Linked DNA regions of Homo sapiens: all the other regions are linked to region 1. A link is an interaction called in ENCODE POLR2A ChIA-PET data of the cell type or tissue named here. Cell type or tissue: HepG2. All regions are shown on one strand. Each heading gives the region's core, and the rest is flanking DNA. Links, peaks and the distances in the headings are about the cores only.

The links. Peaks named below come from ENCODE experiments on the same cell type or tissue, not always from the same donor. Only the 100,000 strongest peaks of a DNase experiment are listed, where the experiment ranks them.
Region 2: POLR2A ChIA-PET joins it to region 1 with 7 read pairs; 1 of 35 experiments calls an interaction of 5 or more read pairs at or near these places.
Region 3: POLR2A ChIA-PET joins it to region 1 with 5 read pairs; 6 of 35 experiments call an interaction of 5 or more read pairs at or near these places.

What each region holds. Positions count from the first base shown.
Region 1 is chr18:11,835,040-11,845,692 of GRCh38, reverse strand. All of the region lies in intron 5 of GNAL (G protein subunit alpha L), which reads right to left. Among named protein-coding and RNA genes, the nearest start is that of CHMP1B, 11 kb to the left of the region's middle. In HepG2, for the core only: no CTCF peak of the experiment used is centred there; a DNase peak (open chromatin) is centred at 5,012.
Region 2 is chr18:11,942,430-11,953,082 of GRCh38, reverse strand. LOC101927511 (a long non-coding RNA gene) reads left to right here and starts at 4,900. Exons shown (of 4, transcript XR_007066296.1): 1 at 4,900-4,983; 2 at 6,350-6,497. RefSeq lists enhancers at 752-1,441, 4,481-5,228, 5,552-5,681, 5,249-6,017 and a cis regulatory region at 5,137-5,924. In HepG2, for the core only: no CTCF peak of the experiment used is centred there; DNase peaks (open chromatin) are centred at 4,002, 5,702 and 6,872; H3K4me3 peaks cover 1,459 bases.
Region 3 is chr18:11,785,085-11,795,737 of GRCh38, reverse strand. All of the region lies in intron 4 of GNAL (G protein subunit alpha L), which reads right to left. Among named protein-coding and RNA genes, the nearest start is that of CHMP1B, 61 kb to the left of the region's middle. In HepG2, for the core only: no CTCF peak of the experiment used is centred there; no DNase peak of the experiment used is centred there.

The DNA of each region.
Region 1 (10,653 bases), core at 831-8,830:
CCGGAGTGGCGCAAGCTACCTCTGCCTCAACTGGGCCCATTTCTCTCTGACTCCTCTAGTTGGAGAGCATTTTGTAGGAGGAAAATCTACTCCTTTGGTCAGGTTCCTACAAACTAACGTACAAACTCAAGCAATATGGCAGGGAACCAAACACGTGAAATATTGTTAGGTCTATGAAACACACGATATATTCCTCTTTCCAATCTGTGTTCTTATTATTTGTTAGCAGTCTTTATTATGCTACTTTTTTTTTTATTTTCAAGAAAAGTGCACTCTCCTGCACACAGCATTTTGCCATATCTCACAGCTGTCTGGTTGACTACTGGGAAACATAGTTTATTCTGAAAACATGCTTCTGGATGGAAAATGATTTTACTATTACAAACCTGAAGATAGAAGGACAGGATTGCGTCTGGCGTAATACGGTACAAATCCCACCTCTGAAGGAATATGGAAGCCAGTTGTTCTTACGTAATTTTTATGTTTAACCTGAACATTAAGCTTACAATCTATAAGTTAAAAATAGCGAGGCTGGGCGTGGTGGCTCACATCTGTAATCCCAGCACTTTGGGAGGCTGAGGTGGGCGGATCACAAGGTCAGGAGATTGAGACCAGCCTGGCTAACATGGTGAAACCCTGTCTTTACTAAAAATACAAAAATCAGCCGGGTGTGGTGGCACATGCCTGTAGTCCCAGCTACTTGGGAGGCTGAGGCAGGAGAACCGCTTGAACCCAGGAGGCGGAGGTTGCAGTGAGCCAAGATCACATCATTGCACTCCAGCCTGGGCAACAAGAGTGAAACTCCATCTCAAATAAAATAAAATAAAATAAATCAAAAAATAAATAAATAAAAAATAAAAATGGCGAATGTACAAATTGGCCAGTTAATTTTGTTGCACATTAAAATCTTCTCTCGTCCTCCTCGGGGAGCACCTTCTGTTCATGATGGGAACAGATTGTGAGAAGTCAGGAGCTCTTCCCAGGGCTAGTCTGCATTGAGTATTGGTAGATGGTGGTGGAGGGAAAAAGCATTTTTCTTCTTCACTGCTGTTCCCGGGGACATGTGTGTGCAGCTGACTCACTCGTACCCTTAATTGATGCTGTGATTGATCTGCCTTAGACCCAGCTTTTACTTAGCATCATGTCTCAATTAGATTAAGTTTAAGGCACAAGTGATTTAAAACGGCCATGGCCACAGAATGGAGAGCACTGGTTCCAGGAACCATGTATCCTGAGAACCTATTTATTTATTTATTTTGAGATAGAGTTTCGCTCTTGTCACCCAGGTTGGAGTGCAGTGGTGTGATCTCGGCTCACTGCAACCTCTGCTTCCCGGGTTCAAGCGATTCTCCTGCCTCAGCCTCCTGAGTAGCTGGGACTACAGGCGCCCGCCACCACGCCCAGCTAATTTTTGCATTTTTAGTAGAGACAGGGTTTCACTGTGTTGGCCAGGCTGGCCTCAAACTCCTGACCTCAGGTGATCTGCCTGCCTCGGCCTCTCAAAGTGCTGGGATTACAGGCGTGAGCCACTGTGCCCGGCCCTGAGAACCTTTCAATTTAAAATCCCTTCAATTCTAGTCTAACCCACACACTTCATGTAAAGTAAGGAGTCATTAGCCATTAGTGTCCATGGAAGGCTAATCTTGGCCATTTCTTTTCGTCAAGGAATAACTGTAATTAAACTTTTCGGCCAAAACATAAAGTTTTTTGTTTTTTTTTGAGATGGAGTTTCACTCCCGTTGCCCAGGCTGGAGTGCAATGGCACAATCTCGGCTCACTGAAACCTCTGCCTCCCAGGTTCAAGCGATTCTCCTGCCTCAGCCTCCCAAGTAGCTGGGATTACAGGCATGCACCACCATGCCCTGCTAATTTTGTATTTTTAGTAGAGATGGGGTTTATCCATGTTAGTCAGGCTGGTCTCAAACTCCCGACCTCAGGTGATCTGCCCACCTCGGCCTCCCAAAGTGCTGGGATTACAGGTGTGAGCCACTGTGCCTGGTGACATAACGATTTTGTTAGTTTAAGCTACTGTCTTTCGTTAGGAAGCAAAATGGTATTAGAAATCAAATATAACTTAACTTGGTGAGTCCTACTAGAAATAATTTATTTTTAACATCTCTTTATTTCTTTCCTTTTTTTCTTTTCTTCTTATCTATTTATTTATTTTTGAGACAGAGTCTTGCTCTGTCGCCCAGGCTGGAGTGCAGTGGTGCGATCTCAGCTCACTGCAACCTCCACCTCCCTGCTTCAAGTGATTATCCTGCCTCAGCCTCCTGAGTAGCTGGGATTACAGGTGTGCACCACCACTCTCCGCTAATTTTTGTATTTTTAGTAGTAAAAAATTTTACATATTTTCTATTTTTAGTAGGTGAAACCATATTGGTCAGGCTGGTCTTGAATTCCTGACCTCAGGTGATCCACCCACCTTGGCCTCCCAAAGTGCTAGGATTACAGGCGTGAGCCACCACACCCAGCCCCTTTTTTCTTTTTTTTTTTAGCGACAGGGTCTTGCTTTGTTGTTCAGCTGCAGTACAGTGGCACAATCATAGTCCAATGTAGCCTCAAACTCCTGGGCTCAAGGGATCTTTTCACCTTGGCCTCCCAACATGTTGAGATTACAGGCATGAGCCACTGTGCCTGGCCTTAACATCTCTTTAGAATGTGAAAAATCCTCTAACAAAGCAGAATACTTATCACTTTTGTACCTTTATAATGTACCATAATAGCATTCAGTTTCTTCTGAAACAGTCAACACCCTAAAGTCACTCAACAGTGAAACAGTCAACAATCAAATAGTCAACAGTTGAAAGAAGGCCAAAGATGAATGTTTTTAAAAGAAGTGCTAACTTTACAATGAGTATGAACTAAGTCAGGGGTCTCCAAACCCTAGGCCACATTCTCATGCTGTGTGAACCAGGCCACACAGCAGGAGGTGAGTGCCAGCCAGCAAGCAAAACGTCATCTGTATTTACAGCTGTTCCCCATCAATCGCATTACCACTTGAGCTCCACCTCCTGTCATATCAGCGATGGCATTAGATTCTCATAGGAGCACGAACCCTATTGTAAACTTTGCATGTGAGGGATCTAGGTTGCATGCTCCTTATGAGAATCGAATGCCTGATGATCTGTCACTGTCTCCCATCACCCCCAGATGGGACCATCTAGTTGCAGGAAAACAAGCTCAGGGGTCCCACTGATTCTACATTATGGTGAGTTATATAATTATTTCATTATATATTACAACGTAATCGTAATAGAAGAGCACAGTAAACGTAATGCACTGGATTCATCTTGAAACCATCCACCCCACCACGGTCCATGGAAAAATAGTTTTCCACGAAACCAGTCCCTGGTGCCAAAAAGGCTGGGGGCCGCTACACCAAGTCATTAGATATAAGATATCTGAACTAGGCCGAGCGCGGTGGCTCATGCCTGTAATCCCAGCAATTTGGGAGGCCAAGGCAGGTGTATCACCTGAGGTCGGGAATTCGAGACCAGCCTGACCAACATGGAGAAACCCTGTCTCTACTAAAAAAAAAACATATACAAAATTAACTGGGCATGATAGCACATGCCTGTAATCCCAGCTACTCGGGAGGCTGAGGCAGGAGAATTGCTTGAACCCGGGAGGCGAAGGTTGAGGTGAGTCGAGATTGCACCATTGCACTTCAGCCTGGGCAACAACAGCGAAACTCCGTCTCAAAAAAAAAAAAAATCTGAACTAAAATATAACATATGTTTTCTTTCGTTATTTGATGGAGTTGGGCTACAATCTTCCAGTTCATACGTATATTCCACAAACATTTACTGAGTTTCAGGCTAGAGAATGAACAGTATGGGGGATAGGTAAGTAATTCCCTATGCAAACCTGATGCATTTGTAACATTCCATAAAGCAGAGGTTTTTATCTTCCCCAGAATTTCTTCTCATGGAAGGATCCCCGCAGTTGGGAAGCAGAGGTGCTCACAGAGCTTCCTCCATAAATCTGATGAATGAGGAATTCTAGCAGGTATTTCTTTCTTTCTTTCTTTTTTTTTTTTTTTTTTGAGACAGACCCTTACTCTGTTGCCCAGGCTGAAGTGCAGTGGCAGGATATTGGCTCACTGCAACCTCTGCCTCCCAGGTTCAAGCGATTCTCCTGCCTTAGCCTCCAGAGTAGCTGGGATTACAGCATGCGTCACCATGCCCGACTAATTTTTGTATTTTTAGTAAAGGCAGGGTTTCACCATTTTGGCCAGGCTGGTCTTGAACTCCTGACCCCAGGTGATCTGCCCAACTTGGCCTCCGAAAGTGCTGGGATTATAGGCCACCGTGCCCGGCCCTAGCAGGTATATCTTTTCCGGGAACCACAAAGCTGTCTTCAAATAATCATGATTAACCTTGCCCTAAATATAATAAATTGTAGCTGTGACTGCCATCTGAAAAACAATACTTCATAGTAAATCTTAACATATTTGTAGGAGACAGTGTATTTTAAGATTAGTTTAGGGGTTAAAAGAGAATTGAAAGCTGATGAAGGCTGGGTGCGGTGGTTCATGCCTGTAATCCTAACACTTTGGGAGGCCGAGGTGGGCAGGTTGCTTGAGCCCAGGAGTTCAAGACCAGCCTGGGCAACACGGCGAAACCTCGTCTCTACTAAAAATACAAAAAATTAGCTGGGCATCGTGGTGCACATCTGTGATCTTGGCTATTCAGGTGGCTGAGGTGGGAGGTCACTTGAGCCTGGGAGGTCCAGGCCGCAGTGAGCTGTGATCGTAGCACTGACTCCAGTCTGGGCGACAGAGTGAGACTGTGTCTCAAAAAAAAAAAAAAAAAGAAAAGAAAAAGCAAATTCCTCAATGTCATTTACGTGAACTAAATCAAAGAAAGAAGGACAAAGTGCATTCAACATGGCTCTTGCTCACTGGAGGCCTCCGGGTGCTTCCTCTTCTCTGCAGCTATGACTGTGTACATTGACTGAATCTGTCACAGCATTCCCGAATACGTCCACCAGGTCTCCTGTAGATCATTCCAGGGAAGAACGCTAACTATGAGAAGCACGTGGTCAACAAAGGGTAACAAAGGGAAGTCTGAGGACTCCTAGATAAAGAGCTTTCTCAGAGGGGGTGCCCCAGATACCAAACACACAGATTTGCTCAGGTCACACTATGTTTCAAAGGAAGAGCTGGAATGAGAAACTGACCTTTGCATCAGTGTTCACCTCTGCTGAGTCTCCTATTTTAAAAGAGATCTGGGATGTCATTAAACATGTTCAATTGAGGTTAATAAAAAATTTCCTTTTTTGGCAAAACGATCTGTTAAGTCTTGTCTATCTTAGAAGATATATTTAGTCACTGCATGTATCCTGGCAGAAAGTCATGGCAAAGCAGTTTCTTTCTTAGCAATGACTACCTGCCTCAGTAGCTGGATAAGGAATCTTTCATTCTTTCTTCACAGAAATAATGCAGAGCACTGCATTTTCACAAATATCGAATAGAATGAGAAATACGAGCATCCCATGCACTTAATTGTTGTCACATGAATAAAATTGTAAGTAAATGGAAATTCTATTTGTGTGGAGAGTTCCTTAAGTCAGTTAATAGAATAATGCCATAGTTCAAAGGTAGCTTTTGTTGATATCATGGATCCTAGTTATTATGTGATCAAGGGAGTTTGGTGAAATAAAGATATTTAATTCTAACCGCTAATGCATGCACTACCCTAAGAAAGGTTTTACTTTCTTCCTTTTTTGAATGCTTTCTTTGATATGAAATTATCAAAGAGCAGCTTCCTTATACCTTAAGTTCTATTTGAAAAGCTTTCATTACATTCCTTGATATTGTGAACACATTATTATTGTTCACTGGGACGAAGGAAGTGCTCACACAATGCACGATTACAGCTTTCGCTTTTCTCTGAGCTAGAACGCTTGTGCTCTAAAGGAGGCTGTGCTGTAGCACAGTTCAGCTCCTCATTCCTTTTTGCGGTGGAATCATATTCCATTGTAGGGATACACCACATTTTGTTTATCCATTTGTCAGCTGATGACACTTGGGTTGTTTCCACTTTTTGCCCAATTGTGAATAATGCTGCTATGAAGAGATATTATGCTTACGTCTATCTGAGCTTTAAAGAAAAAAAATTTTTTTTTTTTTTTTTGAGGCAAGGTCTTGCTCTGCCACCCAGGCTGGAGTGCAGTGACTTGATCATGGCTTACTGCAGCCTCAAACTCTAGACTCAAGCAATCCTCCCGCTTTCACCATATCAAGGAGCTGGGACCACAGGTGCACACCACCATGGCCCAGCTAATTTTTTTTTTTTTTTACTTTTAGTAGAGATGAGGTCTCGCCAAGATGCCCAGGCTGCTCTCAAACTCCTAGGCTCAAGTGATCCTCCTGCCTTGGCCTCCCAAAGTGTTGAGATTACAGGCGTGAGCCACTGTACCCAGCCAAAAATTAATTTTGTATACATAGGAATACTGGGCTATGAATGGTAGAGAGAGCAGAAAAAGAACAGTGATAACACAAAAATCTATTCATGTAACAAGTTTATTAAACACCTATTATATGCCAGGCATTGTTCTAGGCACAGTGGTACACAATAATTTCATGTCAGTTAGCCCATCATAATGAACAGTTTACAAAATTTGGTTAGATTTAGTTGTTCATTCATGTGGTTCAACTATTGAAAGGAATGAAGTAGTGATATATGCTATAACATCTCATATTTATATGTTACTGTGTCACGCACTGCATGGAGAAGAACAACTCCAAATCCTATGGAAACAACTTAGAAATTACCTGCCAATTTCCACAAAGATAGTCTTTTAGAAGAGATTTTTAAGACATATTTTCAGTATGGGTACTGTATTTTGAATCAGTATTTTTTGCTTTTCTATTTCATTTCTTCCGCCTTTCTCTCTTAAACTGATTTTTAAAAAGACAAAGTAAGTACATGAACAATCTGAAATGCTATGGATCTCATACCGCATCCTCTCAGAAGCATCCCCACACTGTCACCATGCGTGGCACATGGATGAAACATAATGCATCTTACCCACTTGGTATTAAATCAGAAGGCCCTGAAATTAGGCAGACTCGAATGATCAGGAGTCTCCAAATTAATTTTACTGAAGTGTCCAAGTAAAGCTCTCACAAGCCAGTTGCAACAGGGAGTCTTGATTAAGATGCACAATTCAATGACTTTTTTGTTGTATATTCAAAGTTGTGCAACCATCAATCACTTTTAGAACATTTTCATCACTCCAAGAGGAAACTCTGTACACATTAAAGCGATTCCTCATCCCCCAAGTCCACCTGGCTCCATGCAACATTCGTCTACTCTGTCTCTGTAGATACACCTATTCTGGACATTTCATATAAATGAAATGATACCATATGTGGTCTTTTGTGTCTGGTGGCTTTGACTTAGCATAATGTTTTCAAGGATCATCCATGTTGTAGCATGCATCAGGACTTCATTTCTTTTTGTAACTGAATAACATTCTATCGTGTGGATGCGTCACATTTTGTTTATCCACTCATCGGCTGATGGGCATTTGGGTCGTTAACGCTTTTTTTTGAGACTGGGTCTCATTTTGTCACCTAGGCTGGAGTGCAGTGATGCAATCTTGGCTCACTGAAGCCTCGACCTCCTGGGCTCAAGCAATCCTCCCGCCTCGGCCCCCCAAGTAGCTGGGACTACCAGTGCGCATCACCATGCCTGGATAATTTTTCGTAAGAAGGGATTTCACCATGTTGCCAAGGCTGGTCTCAAACTCCTGAGCTCAAGTGATCCACTCACCTTGGCCTCCAAAGTGCTGGGATTACAGGTGTGAGCCACCATGCCCAGCCTGTTTACACATTTTGATTATTATGAATAATGCTGCTATGAGTATTTGCCTAGAAGTTTTTGCATGGATGTATATTTTCAATTCTCTTGGACATACACTTGGGAGTGGAATTGGTGGGCCATATGGCAACTGTGTTTAACGTTTTTTAGAACTACCAGTTTGTTTTCCAAAGTGGCTGGACTATTTTACATTCCCACCAGCAGTATATGAGGATCCCAATTTCTTCACATCCTCAGCAACACTTGTTTTATCTGACTTTTTAGGCACAGCCACCCTAGGGTTATGAAGTGGAATGTCACTGTGGTTTTGCTTTGCATTTTCCTAACAGCTAAAGATGTTTAGCATCTTTTCGTGGCTGATTAGCCATTCATCTATCTTACTTGGGAGATGTCTATTTAGATCCTTTGCTGATTTAAAAATCGGTTTACTTATGTTATTATTGATTTGTAAGAGTTCTTTATGATTCTAGATACAAGTCCTTTATCAGATGCATGATTTATAAACATTTTCCCCCTTCTATGAGCTTGTTTTTTCACTTTCTTGAATCATAAGGACCTCTATATGTACATCAAAAGCTATCCTGGGCTGAGTGTGGTGGTTCACGCCTGTAATCCCAGCACTTTGGGAGGCCGAGGTGGGCCAGGAGTTCGAGACCAGCCTGCCCAACATGGTGAAACGCCAGCACTACTAAAAATACAAAAATTAACTGGGCGTGGTGGCATGTCTAAAAATACAAAAATTAACTGGGCGTGGTGGCATGTGCCTGTAATCCCAGTTACTCAGCAGGCTGAGGCAGGAGAATAGCTTGAACCCAGGAGGTGGAGGTTTCAGTGAGCCAAAACTGTGCCACTGCACTCCAGCCTGGGTGACAGAGCGAGACTCCATCTCAAGAAAAAGCTATCCTGGCTTTCATTGGAAAACTAGGTTCAAGATATGAAGTGGATGGAGATGTGAAGTTGATGACAGTTCCTTCAGAATCTGAGAAAAAGGATGTCCCTGAGGCAATCTCCTTCAAATGCATAGGTCCATGCCTCATTCATCTTTGTCATTCAGTGGCTGGCAGTGTCTAGCATGCATCTGATGCTCACAGAATGCTTGGTGAACTTTTAATCTAAAGTAGTCTCTCATAATCTTTAGGTTTAAAATTTGAAATCCTGGATCAATCAAGTAATAGTTGGTATTGTGTAGTCTTATGTAATCTTATGTGCCTTTATATCCTCATCTGCAAAATAAAGATAATGAACTCATTGGGTTAGTGTGAGGATTACTATGTTAGTTCATCTAATGTGCATAAAATGTGCCTCCACAGGGCAAGTTTCAATAAATATGAGCTATCTTACAGCTACACTTGGGTACTAAGCAATACAGAGCACACACCTCTTTATTATTATTATTTATTATTATTATTTTTTGAGATAAGAGTTTTGCTCTTGTTGCCCAGGCTGGAGTGCAATGGTGTGATCTCGGCTCACCACAACCTCCGCCTCCCAGGTCCAAGTGATTCTCCTGTCTCAGCCTCCTGAGTAGCTGGGATTACAGACATGCGCCACCATGCCCAGCTAATTTTGTATTTTTAATAGAGACAGGGTTTCTCTATGTTGGTCAGGCTGGTCGCGACCTCCCAACCTCAGGGGATCCGCCCACCTCGGCCTCCCAAAGTGCTGGGATTTTACAGGCATAAGCCACTACAGCCGGCCTATTAGTATTATTTTTTGCGACAGGGCCTCACCCTGTCACTTAAGCTGGAGTGCAGTGGCATGATCATTACTCACTGCAGCCTTGACTCCTGGGCTAAAGTAATCCTCCCAACTCAGCCTCTGGAGTAGCTGGGACTACAGGTGTGTGGCACTATGCCCAGCTAATTTTTAAAAATTATTTGTAGAGACGAGGTCTCAACATGTTACCCAGGCTGGTCTCAAACTTTTGGACTCAAGCAGTACTCCTGCCTTGGCCTCCCAAAGTGCTGGGATTACAGATGTGAGCCACCTCGCCTGGTGGGACGCACGTCTTAAATAATTCTGAAACTGTACCTTTATTAATAGTAGTACAGTACTTAGTTGTTTTCCCTGAGTTCCCTGGATTCCTTGGAAGTGTTTCAAAGAATTCAGCAAACAAAAGTATTGTGATAAAACCTGACACACACGTCTTACATTTCACACTGTAATTTGTAGGGTACTGTCAATTTATTAACCTGTGCTACTATGTAATTTATTTTTCTGTAAGCTTCTGATCACAGCTTTACATATACATATTTTTCTTTATTCCCCCTACATTTTATTATAAAAATTTCAAACATAAAATAAATTAGAAATAATTTTGTAGTGAACACTTGAATACCTACTATTTAGATTCTGACATTTTCGTTTTACTGTACTTTTAGGCTTTTTTTTTTCTTTTTAGAGACAGGTTCTTGCTACATTGCCTAGGCTGGCCTTGAACTCCTAGGCTCGAGTGAACCTCCTGCCTCAGTCTCCTGAGTAGCTGAAATTACAGGCAAACACCACTGTGCCCAGCTTCATTTTATTGTACTTAAAAAAAAAATCACAGATCTATCCATGTATCCATTCCTCAACCCATCTTATTTTTGATGTATTTCAAAAAAAGGGAAGACAGCAGTACACTCCCTCTGAAATACTGCAGCTCACAGAATGTTATCTAAGAATCAATATTTCTTCATGGCTTTTTCTTTCAATGTAAAATGCATGTCCAATGAAACAGAAATCTTAAGTGTATATCTGCTGAGTTTTGAAAAATGCATCTATCTGTGTAGCTCAAATTCCCATAAAAATATTATGCACATATTTTCAACTTCTTTCAAAT
Region 2 (10,653 bases), core at 1,375-9,374, 110 kb before region 1:
GCTCACGCCTGTAATCCCAGCACTTTGGGAGGCTGAGGCGGGCAGATCACCTGAGGTCGGGAGTTTGAGACCAGCCTGACCAACATGAAGAAACCCCATCTCTACTGAAAATACAAAATTAGCATTGCGTGACGGTGCATGCCTGTAATCCCAGCTACTCTGGAGGCTGATGCAGGAGAATTGCTTGAACCCGGGAGGTGGAGGTTGTGGTGAGCTGAGATCATGCCACTGCACTCCAGCCTAGGCAACAAGAGTGAAATTCCATCTAAAAAAAAAAAAAAAAGAAAGAAAAAAGAAAGAAATTGGTGAAGCAGGCAGGGCGCGGTGGCTCATACCTGTAATCCCAGCACTTTGGGAGGCTGAGGCAGGTGGATCACCTGAGGTCAGGAGTTTGAGACCAGCCTGGCCAACATCGCGAAACCCCATCTCTACTAAAAATACAAAAATTAGGCCGGGCGCGGTGGTGGGTGCCTGTAATACCAGCTGCTCAGGAGGCTGAGGCAGGAGAATTGCTTGAACTTGGGAGACAGAGGTTGCAGTGAGCCAAGATCATGCCACTGCACTCTAGCCTGGGCGACAAAAAAAAGAAAAAAAAGAAAAAAAAATTGAGAAAGCAAGTAAAAGGGCAAAAACAGAAAACTGAGACAGCAAGGACCTTAAAGGCAGGAGGCAGTGTGGAGGCCAAAGCAGCTCCACCACAGACGCTGATCCACCATGTTGGCTTGTGATTAACTCCTATTCCCAGAAGCCTCTAAGAGTTCCAGTCTATGTGTTGTTCCTTGTGTAAGAGCAGGTACTTTACCATAAATCCTGCCCTTAGGTCAAACAACCGTGATATCATATTTCAATTGTCCTACACATCTCTTCTGAAGCATCTACACCCTTTCCCGATGGTGTGTAAACCCTGGGTCTGGGGATGATGGCGCAGGGTCTACCATCTCAACTCGCAGTGACCAGAGACACAAACCTGGCTTCTGTTTGTAAGTCCCTATTAAATGTTTCTTTCTAAGAAACTGGATTTGTCAGCCTCCTTTTTGGGCCTCTCAGCTTCCTTGGATTTGGGAGGCAGGTTTGCATAGACCTGCTCACCACAAAACAGGTAGCTACCAACCTTAGGGTTGGGGAAACAGGGGCAGAGGTTGAGGTTATCAGAACCTGGAAGCTGGGAGGAGGAGTGTCACAGAGCTGGGAGCTGGACCTCTGTGCAGGACACTGCTGCAGCTGCCATGGCAGGCTCAGAGGGGGACTTTAAGGAATGGCTGGTGCTATGACCCCTGCAGGGCACAGAGAGTCTGGCTCAGAGTGTGGGGAGAGCTGGAGGGAGGCCGACAAGGACAGCAGGTGAGCAGGTCCCTTCTCCCTCTTCCAGCCCCTTCCCCCACCATCTCCTTCCCGCACTCCTCCTGCTAGATTTTAACAGGAGTCAGCTGCCAAAGGGAGATAAACGTGTCTGCAGAGTCTTAGCCTCAGCATCAAATTGCAGAGCAGGGGTGGGTTGTTTTGAGCTGAGAGACAAACGCTTAATAACCAGCACAACAAGGCTGGGCACGGTGGCTCAAGCCTGTAATCCCAGCACTCTGGGAGGCGGAGGCAAGCTGGATCATGAGGTCAGAAGATCGAGACCATCCTGGCTAACACAGTGAAACCCCGTCTCTACTAAAAATATAAAAAAATTAGCCGGACATGGTGGCACGTGCCTGTAATCCCAGCTACTTGGGAGGTTGAAGCAGGAGAATTGCTTGAACCCGGGAGGCAGAGTTGTAGTGAGCTGAGATTGCGCCACTGCACTCCAGCCTGGGCAACAAAGCGAGACTGTGTCTCAAAAAAATAATAATAAATAAATAAATAAAATAACCAGCACACGACCCCTGCCCACACACATAGGACAATGTCTGGACTCCTTGGGGTGGCTGATGCAGCCCCTCCTGACCTGGCCTGCTCCCCAGCCCTCCCGCCTCCCTCTCTGAAGGAAGCCTCTTTCCTGTCTCTCTAGATCTGGCAGTATTCACCTCCCTTGGGTTCTGCTGCACCTGCTCAGGTAACTATGAAAGCACCGGAAACGCTTCTCATTTATTGACTAACACATCTGTTTCCCCTACTAAAATTCCCAAGCCCTGGCCAGGCACAGTGGCTCATGCCTATAATCCCAGCACTTTGGAAGGCCGAGACAAGAGAATCACTTGGGCCTAGGAGTTCAAGACCAGACCTGGCAACATAGCAAGACCCTGTCTGTACAAAAAATTAAAAAATAAAAAACTTAGCTTGGTGTGATAGCACGCGCCTGTGGTCTCAGCTACTTGCGAGGCCGAGATGGAAGGATCGCTTGAGCCCAGGAATTTGAGGCTACATGCCATTGCACTCCAGTCTGGGCCACAGAGCAAGATCCTGTGCCTTAAAAAAAAGAGTATTCATTTAGCCCAGGGGATAGATTGCACACCTCAGCCCTTCTAGTCTGGGGTACCAGGCATAAGATAGAGACCAGGTCTAAGTCTTGGATCTTATAATTGGAAGAGAAGTGACCTGCTTCTTTGCCTTAGATTTTTTTTTTTTTTAAACAAGGTCTCACTCTGTTGTCCAGGCTGGAGCTGGAGTTTGGTGGAATGACCTTGGCTCACTGCAGCCTCAACCTCCCCAGCTCAGAGATCCTTCCAGGTCAGCCTTCTGAGTAGCTGGGACTACAGGTGCACACCACCACGCCCAGGTAATTATTTAATTTTTGCAGTGACGGGGGTCTAGCTATGTTGCCCAGGCTGGTCTCAAACTCCTGGGCTCAAGTGATCCTCCCACCTTGGCTTCCAAAGTGCTGGGATTACAGGCATGAGCCACCCTGCTGGCGGGGCCTTTTTTTCAGAATGATTATTTTCTATTGTTGAGATGTAGCTGATGTGAGCTGGCTTCTTGGTAGTCTTGAAATAGCCTGTATTTTTTACTACAAGCAAGTTATGTCACACCAATTTTAATTTTTCCTCTCCCAAGAAACACAAGCAGTCCATGAGTGAAAGCAGCCAAGGGGCCCTGAAGAGGTAATACAGATTGTAGACCACTTTAGTAAATACCATGAGTTTGTTTTCATGTATCTAATTTACCTTCATCTTTACCAAGAACTTTTTTGTTTAAAACACTCTTGTCCTGCACTAAGATTTTCAATATATTTCCCTCCCTTTTCTGAGCTATTAGCCTCTCTCTTCTCTGAGACGGAGTCTCGCTGTTACCCAGGCTGGAGTGCGGTGGCGCGATCTCGGCTCACTGCAACCTCTGCCTCCTGGGTTCAAGCTCTCCTGCCTTAGCCTCCTGAGTAGCTGGGATTACAGGTATGCGCCACCAAGCCTGGCTAATTTTTGTATTTTTAGTATAGACGGGGTTTTACCATGTTGGTCAGGCTGGTCTCAAACTCCTGACCTTGTGATCCACCCACCTCGGCCTCCCAAAGTGCTGGAATTACAGGCATTAGCCACCATGCCCAGCCCTATCTTCTTACCAATTTTAATGTGCCGTACTGTATGTGATTATCCCCAACCAATTGTTTAAATCATATAGTCTAGCCTATTATGTGAATGGGCACCTACCTAAATCTTGAAACTCTTCACCTAGGTTGCAATTATATTCCCCTCTCCTTTAAAAATCCTTATATGTCTCATTGATTGTTCTTCCAGATTCATTTACCAACCACCACACTCTATTAGAAGCCAGAGTTTATGGGGTTAGAGCTGGAAAACTGACAAAGTAAATTTCCTTTAGTACCTCTCATAACATCCCAAGTCAATATGATGCTTCATGTTAAGCAGTGCAATCACAGCAAGTAATAAGATTCTACATACCAAACCACATTTAGCTTGTTGTCTTCGAGTTTTTGGTAGAGCCTTGTGCTGGGGGTGGCAGGAAGAGAGAGGGGACACAGCATGGCCAGTGCTATATAGCATGGAATGCTTTTAACAGAGAACAAAGTGTTTGTACTAAAAGGCAGGAATCTGGGGCTCAGTAGGTGTTGAGTAACTGAATTGCTATGAATGATTTTCCGTCAAAATCTAAATAACATTCCAGCCTTTGCCAGCTTCATAGGGGAATTAGATAGTAGGAATGCACTGAGTTTGTGCTCCTGGGAAGACTCCACGATTGGGGGAAGGAAGGCAACAGAAATGAGGGCAGGGATGTTGTTTATCTCCGTCCAAGCACAGGAGGCCCCGGGTGGGATGACAGGTGGGATGACCTCCGTTTACTGGTGGCCCAAAAGCACACCTATGCCTTCAGGATGAAGTGCGCTCTGCTCCTCACCCAAAGGTTTATTTCTGGAAACCTTTAACTGAAGTACATGCACATTCAGAAGAATACATGTATCCTGAACATACAACTCACTGGACTGTCACAAACTGACCATACCTATGCAACCAGCACCAGGTCAAAAAGATATTATTTTATTTTAATTAATTTATTATTATTATTTTGGAGACAGGGTCTGGCTCTGTCTCCCAGGCCGAAATGCTGTGTCATGATCTTGGCTCACCGCAACCTCCACCTCCCGGGTTCAAATGATTCTCCTGCCTCAGCCTCCGGAGTAGCTGGGATTATAGGCGTCCGCCACTATGCCTGGGCTAATTTTTGTATTTTTAGTAGAGACAGGGTTTCGCCACATTGCTCAGGCTGGTCTCGAACTCCTGACCTCAAGTGATCCACCTGCCTCGGCATCCCAAAATGCTGGGATTATAGATGTGAGCCACCGCGCCCAGCTAAAAAGATATTTTAATAATATGAATGCAACTCTGCATGTGCATGAAATGCAAAGGTGACAGGGTGTTATGAAAATGTCTCCCTTCCCTCTATTTTCTAGTCACCCAGATTTCCTATTAAGAAAAAAAAATTGTCATTAGTTTCTTAACCAATGGGTTTTAAACCAGACTTCCTGACATCTGTAAGATCTTGGCTTGGGCTCGCGGCCTCGGTGAGGCTGGAAGGGTCTTTGTGTGAGCTCAGGACGGCGCTGGACAGGTGGGCCCTGGCTCCAGCTCCGGCTGCAGCGTCTTCCCCGCGCTCCCGAGCCTATCCCTCGGGCGCCGGCCTGGGCTGTCCAGCGAGAGGGGCGGAGGGGCAGGGCCCCGGGCTAGGTCCAGGCCCGCAGCTGGCATCAGGGGGGGCCTGGGTGGGAAGACCGGTTGGGGTGGGGGTGCACAGACCCGGGGAATCTGAGACGCAAGGTTTCCGGCTCTTGGCCGCTAGTGAGGAAGGCTCGAGGCCGATCCTGGCCCAAAGCAGGGCGCCGGGCCATTGTCAGTCCTGGGAAGGGGGATTGGGAGGAGCCCCAGAGGGGCGGCCATTCCCTGGGGCGGCGTGGAAGGGAGGCAGCACCTCCAGGCGACAAGTAGAGCTGGGCCCTGGCGGGCTGCCACGGGGGTGTCTGGCAGTCTCTCCTGGGTCTAGGGCTGTTCCTCTGAGGTCACGAGGTGGTCCTTCGGGTGTGTCTGGGGTAAGCCCCTCTAGAATCTGGGGGCGGCCTCCCGGGGGCCATACTGCATCACGTAGTGGAGGTAAGCAGAAGCCCGTTGGGGAGGGCCCGCGGTGCTTCTGGTTTGAAGATCTCCAGGAAGAGTGATTTTAAAAAATAGCCTGACTGACGTGTAAAGAACCCTATCAAGTACCGTTTGCTGAGTCATGAGTGCCTGTTCAAGTTCAAGCCTGAGAACGGAGGGAAGGGGTGGGTGAAAAAGGACTCGCCAACGCCGCGGCGCCTCTAAGCTGGTAAATACGGCCGGCCTGAAGTGGGCCAAAGGTCGCCGCCTGAGGGACACACAGGCCCAGGCCCAGCGGCTGGCCTGAGTCTACGCGGTTTGTGGTTCCTCCTTAGGAAGCCAGATATGGCACTTTCACTTTAAAGATAAAGAAAACGATTTTAAATGAAAATAATTTTTTTTTCCCTTAAGGGGTGTACACTTTTACTTGGGTCACCTTTTGGTCTTCTTTCTTTTAATAAAGAAACCCAAAAGTATGATCTCTCTCAAGTTTTCTTATGTAAAAAAAATGTATAATTTTATTTTGTATAGAGACGAGGTCTTGCTCTGTTGCTCACACTAGAGTGCAGTGGCTCAATCATAGCTCACTATGGGCTCCTGGGCTCAAGCCATCCTCCCTCCTAGACCTCCCGAAGTGCTGAGGTTACAAGCATGAGCCACTGCACTGGCTTCTCATGTTTATCTATTATCTGGTGCCAACAAAAGGAGCTATTTTAACTCATCAGCATTGCAGTTAGTTTTGAAGCTGACCATCCGATAGATGTTTATGGACAGTTCAATCCTGGGCTATGTAATTTTGGAAATAAAATGATAAAATTGTTTTTCTGATTCTATGGTTTATCTTCTAGTTGGGAAGATAAAACCAGCACGTGTAATGTAATACATGACAATGGAAGATTCTACGTAATTAAGGGTTAACTCTGAAATCAGAAGACAAGTTTTCCAAGACTTGGGAAGGTGGAGAGATCAGAGATCAGTGAGAGAACAAAGAATCGGGTAAGTATTTCAAGAAGAGGCGCGTCTTACAGTGTGGATCACATTTCTGTATGGGTGAGGTGGCTCACGCCTGTAATCCTAACATTTTTTTTTTTTTTTTTTTTGTGACTGAGTCTCGCTCTGTAGCCCAGGCTGGAGTGCAGTGGTGCAATCTTGGTTCACTGCAACCTCCGCCTCTAACACTTTGGGAGGCCGAGGTGGGCGGATGGCTTGAGTCCAGGAATTCAAGACCAGCCTAGGCAACATGGCGAAACCCCTTCTCTACAAAAAATACAAAATTTAGCCGGGCGTGGTGGCACATGCCTGTGGTCCCAGCTACTCAGAAGGCTGAAGTGGGAGCATTGCTTGAGCCCAGGAGGTTGAGGTTCCATTGAGCCATGATTGCGCCACTGCATTCCAGTCTTGGTGACAGAGTGAGACTGTGTCTCAAAAAAAAAAAATTCTGTGAGTACTTGCTGGGTTACACTAAATGAAACCTCCTGGTTGATAGCTGAATGCTACGCACGCGTGCGCGTGCACACACACACACACACACACACACACACACGGTACAGATGGGGTCTCTCTATGTTGCCCAGGCTGGTCTCAAACTCCTGGGCTCAAGCAATCCTTCCTCCTCAGCCTCCCAAGGTGTTGGGATTACAGGCATGAGCCACTGTGCCCGTCAATAATAATTTTTTTTTTTTTTTTAGACGGAGTCTCGCTCTATTGCCCAGGCTGGAGTGCAGTGGTGCGATCTCTGCTCACTGCAAGCTCCACCTCCCGGGTTCACACCATTCTCCTGCCTCAGCCTCCCGAGCAGCAGGCGCCTGCCACCACGCCCAGCTAATTTTTGTATTTTTAGTAGAGTCAGGGTTTCACCGTGTTAGCCAGGATGGTGTCAATCTCCTGACCTCGTGATCTGCCCGCCTCTGCCTCTCAAAGTGTTGGGATTACAGGTGTGAGCCACCACGCCCGGCCCAGTAATTCTTTATATTACTCACTCTTTTGGAATAACTGGTGTAGCTTCTCTCTCTTTATTGGACCCTGATAAGAGAATCACTTAGTATTAATTCTTTTGTGTTTGGCTAACATCATCATCATTTTGTTGGTGAGACTCAATCAAATTGTTACAGGTGATGCAGGATTTTTTGCCCCTTAGCTCAGATAGGTCTGGGTTCTTGTCTCATGACCAGAAAGAAGTACGCATGTGGACACTGAAAGAGTAAGGTGGAAAGTTTTATTGAGTGATTAAACAGCTTTTAGCGGGGAAGGGACATGGGGGTGGTCCCCCTACCTCAAGGCAGGAAAGTTCTCAATATGGCTAAGCCCGGGGCTTTTTGTGGGCTCAGAATAAGGAGTGTGTGATAATTGGTTTGTGAGTATGCAAAATGGGTCAAAGCAAAGACACCACTCAAAGGTGGGCATGACAGTGTAGAAAGCCAATTAGGAAAGGGTAGGTATATGTAAAATAGGTGAAGGATGGAGATCAATCAGAGGAAAGTGCGCCAAATGGGAAGGCAGGCTGTCCTTCTGGCCTGAGCATTTAACTTGCAGCTTGGCTTTCGGGCTTTAAACTGCCTTCGGCTTGGAGGTGAGGTTTCACCAGGGACTTGCCCCTATCTACCTAGGCATTTGGCTGCTTCCTGTCTCTGTCACGGGTAGCTATAGTTCATGAATGTTCACAGCTGTGTAGCACTGTACTGTGTGAACACACCACCATTTATTCACCTACTCTTGGTAGACAGGTTAGTTTCAGGTTTGGGCTATTATATACAACGCTGCTGTGAGTATTCTTGCACATGAGCTTTGTATACAATGCATATTGTATGTATTTCTGTAGGTGTATCCTAAAATGGAATTCTTGTAGCATAGGGTATGTGTACCGTCCTTTAGCAGATCATGCCACATGGCTTTCCAGAATGGCTATACCAATTACACATTCACCAGCAGTGTAATGAGAGTGCCCATTCTCCACAGCCTAACCAGTTCCTGACATGTCAGACTATAAATTTTAGCTATTCTGGTGCACGTGTGGGTGTGTCTCATTTTATAAGTTATCTATTTCTGCATAATAAATTATCCCAACATTTTTTGGCTTAAAAACTTGTTACCTCAGTCTCTTTGGGAGTGACTTAGCAGGGTGGTTCTGCTCAGAGTCTTTCATGAGGTTGCCGTCAGCATTGATATGGACAGCAGATGGAAATACTGGGTAGAAGAGAGCAGTTTCCTGGCAAAAGCCCCACCCTTGAGCCTGGAAACCCGCAGCCCTAAATGAGAACGGGCACTCCTGTTTTCATGCCCACAAGTTGTCTTTTGGCCCACCATGCTGCCCATCCTATATCTATATAAACCCCAAACCCAGGGCTTTACAAGGAGATAAACAGAAGTGAAGAAGAATGGCAGAACAGCACAGCAAAGAGAAGAGAAGTAGCATCTGAACGCCAAGAGGAGTTCGGTTGGGGACAGTCAGAGAGGAGGTGGGCCACTAGATGGCCAAACTCCAGGGGAAGATCATCTTCCCACTCCATCTCCCTTCCAGCTCCCCATCCATCCCACTGAGAGATAAAACCCCCACATTTATCCTTCAAGTCTGTGTGCCACCTAATTCTTTCTGGACACCAGACAAGGATCTGGGTACTAAGAGGGCACTGAGCTGGTTAACAGTTAAGTTGACTGCGGACAGCAAAGCTGAAAGAGCACACTGTAACACATGTGTGCTTTGGGAATCTCAGACACCCACCCCTGGACACTGCCGTGGGGCTGGAGCCCAGGGCCACTTGCCCCATCTCCTGTACTTGCTCATCTGCGTGCTCCCCACCCCATAAGGGGTTTGAGTGCACACAGTGGCCGAACAGATGAGCCACGCCCCTGTCACACATCCTGTGAGGGTGTCCGGGAACTCTCCCTTTTCAGCATGTTGTCTGGGGCTGAAGACTTGTCCAGGGCTGAGGGGCTCCCTCATGCAGCACTTGCCAGGGGGCCCCTGTTCCTTGCCACATGGCCTCTCCATAGGTCTGTTCAACCAGATCACTGAAGGCTGACAGTGTCTGTTTGCTTTATTCTAACTGTTAGAAGAGCGTCTAAGGTTAGCCACTCTCAAGGGGAGGGGAATTGGGCTACATCTCTTGGTGGGAGAAGTATCAAAGAATCTGTGGGCATATTTTAAAGCCATCACACTCATTATGGTTTTATTTAATTAATTAATTTATTTTTTTGTAGAGTCAGGGTTTCGCTATGTTGCCCAGGCTGGTCTTGAACTGCTGAGCTCAAGCAGTCCACCCGCCTTGGCCTCCCAAAGTGCTGGGATCACAGGCATGAGCCACCATGCCCGGCTCTCATTATGGTCTTAGTTTATTTTTTTAATTTGAGACGGAGTTTCATTCTTGTCCCCCATGCTGAAGTGCAATGGTGCCATCTCAGCTCATTGCAACCTCCACTTCCCGGGTTTAAGCGATTCTCATGCCTCAGCCTCCCGAGTAGCTGGGATTACAGCCGCATACCATGCCTGGCTAGTTTTTGTATTTTTAGTAGAGACAGGGTTTCACCATGTTCGCCAGGCTGGTCTCGAACTCCTGACCTCAAGTGATCCGCCTGCCTCGCCCTCCCAAAGTGCTAGGAGTACAAGCATGAGCCACCATGCCCAGCCTTGGTTTTAGTTTATAATTGGTTACTAATGGCCAGGTGCAGTGACTCATGCATGAGTCATAAAAAAATTTAGCAGGGTGTGGTGGTGGGTACCTGTAATCCTAGCTATTTAGGAGGCTGAGGCAGAAGCATCGCTTGAACCCAGGAGGTGGAGGTTGCAGCGAGCCCAACCACGCCATTGCACTCGAGCCTGGGCAACAACAGCAAAACTCCGTCTCAAAAAAAAAAAAAAAAATATTGGTTACTAATGAAATAGAGATTGTCCATGCATATATTCTCTTTGGTTAAGTGTCTGTTCAAATCTCTCACCAATTTTTCTGTTTAGTCTTTTAAGAAAATTGATGTGTATGAGTTCTTTCTATATTCTGGGCACAAGCTCTTTGTCAGAAGTATGTGTTGCCCAGGCTAAGCATGGTGGTGTTACAGGAAAGGGAACTCGATCCAGACGCCAAGAGAGGGTTCTTGTTTCTTGTGAAAGAAAGAATTGAGGGCGAGTCCACAGTGGAAAGCAAAAGCAAGTTTATTAGAA
Region 3 (10,653 bases), core at 1,537-9,536, 51 kb after region 1:
CCTGCTGTCCTGCAGCTTGGTGACACAGCCACATGGCCAGACACACAGACTGACGCCTCACACAGAATCATGCTCAGTATCTAAGCAAGTGACTATTTAAAACAGGTCTCAGCTGAACTTCTCTCATAATGGCATTTACACTAAGTACAAAGCCTTTCACTACATCTGCTCTTCTGTCGCCATCCTTAAATCTGTAGTTTATCAATGAAGGATATTTGGTGACACTGCAATATTTATAAATTATTTCAATCTATTTTTCAATAAGCAGGAATTTAAGAAAGCTATTTTTTCCTAATGATAGTACAAATGTTGTTAAATGCCTGTTCATTTTTTTTTTTTTTTTTTTTGAGACAGGGTCTCACTCTGTTACCCAGGCTGGTGTGTAGTGAGCTCACTGCGTCCTCAACCTCCCTGGCTCAGGTGATCCTCCTGCCTCAGCCTCCTGAGTAGCTGGGACTACAGGTGCATGCTATCATGCCTGGTTAATTTATTGTAATTTTTGTAGAGGTGGGGTTTTGCCATGTTGGCCAGGTTGGTCTTGAACTCCTGGACTCAAGTGATCCAGCTGCCTCCAGCTCCCAAAGTGCTGGGATTAGGCTGGGCAGGGTAGCTCACACCTGTAATCCCAGCACTTTGGGAGGTTGAGATGGGCAGATCACCTGAGGTCAGCAGTTCAAGACCAGCCTGGTCAACATGGAAAAACGCTGTCTCTACTAAAAATACAAAAATTAGGCAGGCATGATGGCAGGCGCCGGTAATCCCAGCTACTCAGGAGGCTGAGGCAGGAGAATCGCTTGAACCTCGGAGGCAGAGGTTGCAGTGAGCTAAGATCGCGCCACTGCACTCCAGCCTGGGTGACAGAACGAGACTCTGTCTCAAAAACAACAAACAAACAAACAAACAAAAAACAAAGTGCTGGGATTACAGGCGTGAGCCACTGGGCTGGCCTGTCCTTTTTTTTTTTTTTTTTTTTTTTTTAACCTGTGTGTTTTTAATTGAAGTGAAATTCACATAACATAAAAGTAACCATTTAAAAGTGTGCAACTCAGTGGTGTTAGTGTATTTACAGCGTTGTGTAACTGCCCCTCTAGTTGAAAGGCATTTTCATCAGTCCAAAAGGAAATCCTGTGCCCACCAGGTGGTCACTCCTCATTCCCTCTTCCCTCCAACACCTGGCAACTACCAATTTGCTTTCTGTCTCTATACATTTGCCTATTCTGGACATTTCATATGCTTGGAATTACAATATGTGGCCTTTCACATCTAGCTTCTGTCACTTAGCATACTGTTTTCAAGGTTCATCCATGCTGTGGCAAGTATCAGAACTTCGTTCCTTTTGATGGCTGAGTAATATTCCCTTGCACGGATAGAAGACATTTTGTTTATCCATTCATCTGTTGATGAACATTGGGTTGTTTCCACCCTTTGGCTATTGTGAATAGTGCTGCTATCAACATTAATGTGAGATACGTTTGATCCTCTGCTTTCAGTGATTTTGGGATTGCTGGTTCATTTGGTAGTACTATGTTTCAGCTTTTGAGAAACAACCAAACTGTTTTCCACAGTGGCTACACCATTCTGCACTTCCAGCAGCAATGCATGAGGGTTCCAATTTCTTGACATCCTTTCCAACACTTGTTATTTTCTGTGTGTGTGTTAATTATAGAATTCTAGTGGGTGTGAAGTGGCACCCCATTGTGGTTTTGATTTGTGTTGCCCTAATGACAACAGATGTTGAACATCTTTTCATGTGCTTATTGGCCATTTGCATATATTCTCTGGATAAATGCTAAGCAAGTCCTTTGTCCTTTTTTTTTTTTTTTTTTCCCGAGATGGAGTCTCACTGTCGCCAGGCTGGAGTGCAGTGGCGTGCAATCTCGGCTCACTGCAACCTCTGACTCCCGCTCCAGCCTCAGCCTCCCAAGTAGCTGGGATCACAGGCACGTGCCACCACGCCCAGCTAATTTTTTATTTTTAGTAGAGGCACAGTTTCGCCATGTTGGCCAGGATGGTCTCGATCTCCTGACCTTGTGATCTGCCTGACTCAGCCTCCCAAAGTGTTGGGATTACAGGCGTGAGCCACTGCGCCTGGCCCCTTTGTCCATTTTTAAATTATTTGTCTTTTTGTCGTTGAGTTGTAGATTTTTATTTTTTTAGAGACAGGATCTTGCTCTATTGTTCAGGCTGCAATGTGGTGGCACAATCATAGCTCACTGCAGCCTTGAATTTGTGGACTCAAGTGATCCTCCTGCCTCAGCCCCCCAAGTAGCTGGAACTACAGGTGCATGCCACCAGGCCTGGATAATTAAAAAATAAATTGTCTTGTAAGAGATGGGAGTCTCAATTGTTGTCAAGGCTGGTCTCAAACTCCTGGGCTCAAGAGATCCTCCCACCTCAGCCTCCCAAAATGCTGAGATTAAAGGCATGAGCCACTGCACCCAAGCAAAAATTCTTTATATATTCTGGTTACTAGACCCTTATCAGATACACAGTTTACAAATATTTATCTCATTCTGTGGATTGTCTTTTTGCTTTCTTATGTCCTTTGATGCACAAATTTTAAAATTTTGATGAAGTCCAATTTACCTATTTTTTTCCTTTGTTGCTCAAGCTTTTGATGTCATATCCAAGAAATCACTGCCAAATCCAAGATCATGAAGATTTACCCCTACATATAGTCTTAGCTCCTATATTTAGGTGATTGATCTACTTTGATTTAATTTTTGCATATGGAGTAAAGTTATATATGTCTCTTAGAATTAGTTCAATCTAGATTATTTCTCAAATTTCCACAACTTTTTATTGGAAAATGACACTATTCAATAATATAACAAGTCCAACTATATAAACATACCTAAAGTTACTAAGGGATTTGGTAGTGTCCTCTGTCATATGGAAGTTGCATCACCATGTCACCAGGTTGGTAGTTTGCCAAAGACACTTTAAGACAAGAATTACCCTCTCCTTCAAATCTTATAATCAATGCCCAAGTATTCCCTCAGTGCCAACAATTGATCAATCATTCAACAAATATTTATTGAGCTCTAACTCTGTGCTAGGCACCATGCTAGGAGCTAGGATACTGCAATGAATGAGAAAGAGGTGCCCTTGTCCTCAAAGAGTTTGTAATTTTGCAGATTATGTGTCTAGGACAAGGCGAGATGGCCAATACTCCTGTTCTCAAGAAGTCAACACTTCAGTAGGGAGACTATGGCTAAGACATACCAAGTAATTAGAAAACAATACAAGACAAGCTGGGTGCAGTGGCTTATGCCTGTAATCCTAGCACTTTGGGAGGCCAAGGCGGGCAGATCACCTGAGGTCAGGAGTTTGGGACCAGCCTGGCCAACATGGTGAAACCCCATCTCTACTAAAAATGCAAAAATTAGCCAGGTGCGGTGGTGTGCGCCTGTAGTCCCAGCTACTCGGGAGGCTGAGGCATGAGAATTGCTTGAACTCGGGAGGTAGAAGTTGCAGTAAGCTGAGATTGCACGCCACTGCACTCCAGCCTGGGAAACAGGGTAAGACGGAAGGAAGGAAGGGAGGGAAGGAAGGAGGGAGGGAGGAAGGAAACAATACAAGGCAGTAAGTACTGGATATAATTTCGTGACCAAAGCTATGGTGCCAATTAGGAAAGCCACAGGAAGTGGCCAAAAAGGGAGAGGTTGCTCAGTTTCAGGACAGGTTGGAAAGGTCTCCAAAAGAGGTGGGTCTGAACTCAAAAAATTAGCAGGAAATTAAAATCGGAAATGACAATAGTCATAATCAAAATGATTAACAGTCTTTAACAGACTGGCTTAACTGTGCAGGAGACACCTGTACCAGGGGAGACACCTGTGAGAGGTGAGGCTGACAGTGCTGCACTATGGATGTGGTGCAGACCCTCGGGAGTTCTCGGCACACCTGGATCACTGCAGAGGTAGACATGGGAAGCTACTTGAGTCCGAAGTCCTTTGTGTCCTACTTCGAGTCCTTGCAATGAAACCCAATGAAGCAGAAAACTTGATAGATATCTGTCTACAGCAGCTAACCAGTCTAGATGATTGCACCTATAAGCTAACTCTGTTATTCTCTAATATAAAGTCTTTCCTAAATAGATCACATGCAGTAGCTTAATTTTTTGTGTGTGTTTACTATCTGAGCTTAGTATCTTATTAAGATAGTGTGGAGTTGGTTGTAGTTCCTCCCCCACTTTAAAAGCTTTTAAAATGTTTTACCAAGAGAAACACCCAGGGGAGAAATCAGTTCATTTATTTCAAACAAACAAGCATGATCTCTTGATAATCAACCTTCTGTTTAGAAGGCAAAAAGCATCCCTTATGGCTTCTCTGGTTTCACCCCCTAACCCAGGCGTCTTCACTGCTCAACAGGGGAGCCTGTTCTGCTATGGCTATGGAAAAACACCTAGCGGTTCCCATTCCTGTGGCTGGCAACAAAGAAACAAACAGGCAGGAAATTTAAAAATAACTGTGGCTAGTTGCTTCCTTCAGAGTTTCAACATTACTTTCATGGAAACCTTCACTAGGATCCTAGCCATGGCTTAAGAACCCACACAAACCATTTAGCCATGGCCACCACCATGCCGAAAGGACATGCTTAACCAAATTGTTTGGCCTTCCCTTCACAGCTTTAAAGTGACAGTTTAATTTGAAAACAACTCTGGGAATTAGTCACCTCTCATTCCTGAAATCTGGATATCTTGCTCTGTAAATCCTAAATAGTAGTTTCTGGTTTTTCTTAAATTAAGTATTGGAATAGTTTTGATTGAAAAACCATCAGCTGGCTGGACGCGGTGGCTCACGCCTGTAATCCCAGAACTTAGGGAAGCTGAGGCAGGCGGATTACGAGGTCAGGAGATCAAGACCATCCTGGCTAACACGGTGAAACTCCGTCTCTACTAAATATACAAAAAAATTAGCTGGGCGTGGTGGCGGGCACCTGTAGTTCCAGCTACTCAGGAGGCTGAGGCAGGAGAATGGTGTGAACCCGGGAGGCAGAGCTTGCAGTGAGACGAGATCGTGCCACTGCACTCCAGCCTGGGCAACAGAGCAAGACTGTCTCAAAAAAAAAAAAAAAGAAAAAAAAAGAAAAGAAAAGAAAAGAAAAACCATCAGCCAGGCTGGAAGCCAGAGAATTTTACATAAGTGTCAAAGGGGCCTCAGAGGCAAAAATCAAACATGTTAACACTGATTTCCACCTTGGCACTGACCTCCTTTGCAGTTAAGAATTGCTGAATTAAAATAAGTGGTTAAAAATGCTTTATGAGTCTGTATTAAAAATGAAGTCCATCTTAGTGTGAATGTTACATTATTGTAAACAACACATCCCCAAGGACACATTGATGTCAGAGTGTTGGAAGCTGGGGGAATCGTGAGGAGCTGACAAACGCCCTGGAGAATTTCTTCCTCAGAGTGTCGGAAGCTGGGGGAATCATGAGGAGCTGACAGACGCCCTGGAGAATTTCTTTTGTCCCAACAATGGTGTGCAGAGACCCCAGGGGCAGGGCTCTGAACACCCCCTGCCCACTTGCACAAAAGATAGCTCTCAACCCCTCATCCAACAACTGGCTTGAGGAGGTAAACTTCAAATTATTAAAACCATTCTCCCACTTTAATTTTTACTTTGAATACATTTGACATCTCATTGTTCTAAGAACAACAGCACCCTTCCTGGGCCACTGGAGCGTTCTAGAAAGCTTAAGCCTTTACTTCCTGGAACTTTCTTCTCATTTGCATCATCAGTGATCTGAGTCTGACCTTCTTCAACTATTCCTGTGTTTACAAGGAATCCGGTTTGTGATGTTTTACTTCAAACAAAATCCTTTTATCTGAGGCTTTTCCTCTGCAACACAGCAGCATCAATGAGCTAGAAGCTGCATCTTATTACACTGACACTAACAACAAGGCCCTTTCCCAGCTTCTGGGTCTAAGCTTTTCACGTCCTTCCTCTGCAAGCCACATGAGCAGTATATGTATCAATGGCATGTAAGACTCTGTGTCCACCTAAGAGCATCTCCAGATTCTGGTAGCAAATGCTAAGACAGAGGTGATGATAAAATATAAGGAGGAAAAAGAAGACATGGTACTTTATTAGAACAATCCACTTAAAGTACATTTTGTTTATGCTTATAATCTATACAATGATAACTGGATTGTTGGATCCGTGGGGAATCTGCCTATCTATATATAGTCTTCCCCACCATATGGTGCCATAACCTTAAGTTATATGCACATGGAGTTACCCAAATGAGCTAAGAAGTTGTGAGAAAATGCTTAATTAAAGTAGGTTTGCAAATCATCCTCAATCAATGCCAACTACGTGGGAATCCATCATCACAGTCCGTAATGTTAGAGGACAGTTGCTGGGGCTAGAATTTTCAAAACCACTTTACACTTCTTGTATCACTTATTGCTTACCCAGATTTAAATACCTGAGTATCTGGCAGCAACATGTGATAGGAAAGGGATGTTTTCAACAGACTCCACAATTTTGCCTGAGGCTAGCTAAGGTCTTGGCAAGTAAGAGCAATGCCCTGTTACTTAGGACAGTGATTGAGGGCCTCAACTGCTCCTCTGTGTTGTGGCAGGGTTGGCAGAGGTGTGACCTGAAATGAAGGAGGCCCAAGAAAACAGGTTGTGTGGCATCGAGAAAGACTAGTTAGAGGTGGGAGCAGGTGCTGAAACTGAGATAGGCCTAGAGATGGAACTTGTGGTATCAAGTCCTCTTTATAACTAATACTCTACATTTAACTTATCTTACACATTCTATTTTTAAGAAAAAACACTTTTGATATATATGTGTATATATATATATATATATATATTTTTTTTTTTTTTTTTTCGAGACGGAGTCTTGCTCTGTCTCCTAGGCTGGAGTGCAGTGGTGTGATCTCTGCTCACTGCAACCTCTGCCTCCCAGATTCAAGCGATTCTCCTGCCTCAGCCTCCCTAGTAGCTGGCATTACAGGCGTGTGCCACCACACCCAGCTAATTTAGTATTTTTAGTAGAGACGGGGTTTCACCATGTTGGTCTTGAACTTCTGACCAGCCTGACCACCAGGCTGGTCTCGAACTCCTGACCTCAGGTGATCCGCCTGCCTCCGTCTTCCAAAGTGCTGGTATTACAGGCATGAGCCACCATGCCCGGCCAACACTGTCAATATTTTTAATAACTGTTAATAAGTTTTAATGAATCAAGATTTGTTCTGAATTGTAAACATAAAAAGGACTATAGGACAGTACGATTCTTGGCATGATTGTGGAGTGTAAGTACAGAGAAAATGGGGTGGGGGCACACTTATAAATGAGGCCATCTGCATGGGGAACCACTCCTCACAGAACAAGGGCATTGCTGCAAGTTCGCTGTCAGTTTCTGACCACCTCTTAACTCTGGTTATGCCTTGAGAGCCACACTAGGTGTTGCGTTGTGACTGCCACACCTCCTGGTGCCTTAGAAGCCTTTGGGGAGCTATTAAAATAGATTCCTCAAGGCTTCACCCAAGAATTCCTGAATCAAAATCTCTGAGGACAGGCTTAGGGATCTTGTTTGAAAGCTCCCCAGGTGGTTCTGAAGCACAGCACAACTTGGGAATAACACGTTTATTCCACAGCTGAGGAGAAATTCTCAGGGGTGTGTAAGATATCTAAGGCCCGATTACGGTTAATGGCTCCAGGTATGGTCAAGGATAAATTTACTGGGGACAGCAGGAAATAAAAAAGGGAAGTTTGCAGAAGGAAATGGGAAGTTGGCAATGTCAATGAAACTGGGTGCTAAGACACACTTTTTTCCTTTTCTCTGGGATTGGCCAAACCAGTGCCGGCTGCCCATGATCCTATTAAGCAGATATTTCCTTTTTTTTTTTTTTGAGATGGAGTCTGGCTCTGTCTCCCAGGCTGGAGTGCAGTGGTGCAATCTTGGCTCACTGCAAGCTCCACCTCTCGGGTTCATGCCATTATCCTGCCTCAGCCTCCTGAGTAGCTGGGACTACAGGCACCCGCCACCATGCCTGGCTAATTTTTTGTATTTTTAGTAGAGATGGGGTTTCACTGTGTTAGCCAGGATGGTCTCGATCTCCTGACCTCGTGATCCGCCCACCTCGGCCTCCCAAAGTGCTAGGATTACACAGGCGTGGGCCACCGCGCCCGGCCAAATATTTCCTAAATACACATGAAAATAGCTCTCAGGTAATCATGCTATCAGTTTAACTTTTATTACATGATGGCTGCCAAACAACACTTGAAATGTTCTGTATCTGTATCTTATATGAGTTCCGCAACATGTCATTATGACCAAATTATGATAGTACTGTAAATGCTGAGAACTGTTTCGGCCCACCTCACTGGTGATCATATTGTCACTTCCAGCACCATAGCTGTTGCCAAAAAAGTGATGTATTGGCAGAGACTTTAGTTCTAATATTTATACATCCTAAGGAGATGTAAAATGCATTGTCTTGAAGTGGATACAGAACAGACTTCTGCCATTGCCAGGTTCTTGCTTTCCTTTTCCTTTTCTTTATATTTGTCTGGGGAAGTAGAGACATTTTAAAACTGAGATTTAATTAAATTCTATGATCTCTTGACTTTAGCTTTTCATGACTGTTGGTCTAATCCTCCTAATTAAACCATAAGCCCTAGAACAGAGATTATTATTATTATTGTAGAAATGAGGTCTCGCTGTGTTGTTGCCCAGGCTGGTCTCAAACTCCTGGCCTCAAGCGATCCTCCTACCTCAGTCTCCCAAACTGCTGGGATTACAGGCCCAGCCAGAGATTATTTTAAAAACCTTTCCAATAGCCCTCTTAGCTCACTCACCCTCCACCTCCCAGGGCCAGACCCATGCTCTGGACAGGGCTGGGGTAAAGCAGACATAGTTTGAATCAGTAGTTTGATTAGATTGGGAAGTATAAAGGTGAGCTGGATTAACAGAGAAATTATGAAGTGATGTTTATAAAATATAAAAAGATTCAAATGAAAATGTGTGAAGATCGCCGGGCACGGTGGCTCACGTCTGTAATCCCAGCACTTTGGGAGGCCGAGGTGGGCAGATCACGAGGTCAGGAGATGGAGACCATCCTGGCTAACGTGGTGAAAGCCCGTCTCCACTAAAAAAAAAAAAAAAAATTAGCCAGGTGTGGTGGTGGGTGCCTGCAGTCCCAGCTACTTGGGAGGCTGTGGCAGGAGAATGGCATAAACCCAGGAGGCAGAGCTTGCAGTGAGCTGAGACAGCGCCACTGCACTCCAGCCTGGGCGACAGAGCAAGACTCCATCTCAAAAAAAAAAAAAAAAAAAAAAAAAAAAAAGAAAACGTATGAAGATCTATCCCACCACGCTTCTTCAGCCACGTGTAAAAGAACCATTACTAAAATCTCTCATTCAGATCTGACCCTCTAAAATGAATTGATTTTCAGTGGAAGTTGTAGTGCTCAAAGGCACAGGAAAAATAAACCGGGTTTCTACTCCTCTTTCATATTCTTCTCTATAATTTAGTTACTTGGGGTCTTTGAGTAATACTGCCCTGTGAGGATATAACCCTATTAATCATGGTTATCTCCTCCAGGGTTAGCAGGTCCTCCATATTCTAATGTGCACGGAATTCCAGGGCACTGAATTATAAGCTGAAATAAGCACACAAAAGGCCGACAGGATAAACTTCCCCTTCTCCTGATTTCTGGGAGTCAGAATGCTTCACCCTGTTTCTGATAATCTCCTTCTCAGGTAAGAAATAATGAAGGAGGGGCAGCCCCACTTTTCTTTTCTCTCCTTTTTAGAACAGGGAACAGTCATTTTCTTTCACTTTAATAATTTTCTGCCTTGCAAGAGGAATTCAAATGTCTTTCACTTGCCAGGGGAGTGGGAGGAAGGTGGGCGGAAGCCTTTAAAGACCTTCAATAACAGCTCAACACGGGGCTGAGCAGAGGAGCTGCTGCTTAACCCATTCATGGCCGAGGCCATCGCTGACGTTCGCAGGAGAGGGGGCGTCAGACTGGGTCTCTGGGCAGAAGGGTTCCTTCTGGTCTCTCATACACCGGCCTGAACCCAATTTAGAAAAGACTCATTGAAAAAAAAAGCAAGGCAATTCACTGGCACTGATTTCTTTTCCCTAAGATAATTAATTGTAAGCTAAAGAGAAGAAAACAAAACTCTGAAAGGCTGGATGGAGTGCTGTCCAGGGACCATGGTTCTAAGGAGGCAGGGGCCTGCAGCCTCCAGGCCTGGGCGGGGGCCAGAGAAGCTGTCTTCCTGGAACCCCAGCATTGGTAAATCCCAGCATCATCCAGTGTCCTCCTTTCTTCTCCTTGTTCCAGATTTCTGCAATTTGCATTTCCCATTGTTCTACTTATTGGGGGCTTGGAGGCATACAGGCTTACCACGGAGCATCCCATACTTCCATCTGCCTTGTGGACACCCATTCCACATTTCCAGGGATTCCCTAAAGGATGATATCATGGGAAAGAGTGCAGAATCCAGGAGCAATGACCTCATCTTTATCCCAACTTTCAGGTACCCTCTCATTTTCAGCTTTCTAGACTAATTTCCAAATTCCACTGGGATGAAATCTTATATAAAACCATCTAAAAGACTTGACTGGATTGAGGTAGGGGAAAGACAGGTGCACATTTCCAATGGCTGAGAGGGGACGAAAACTGAGCGT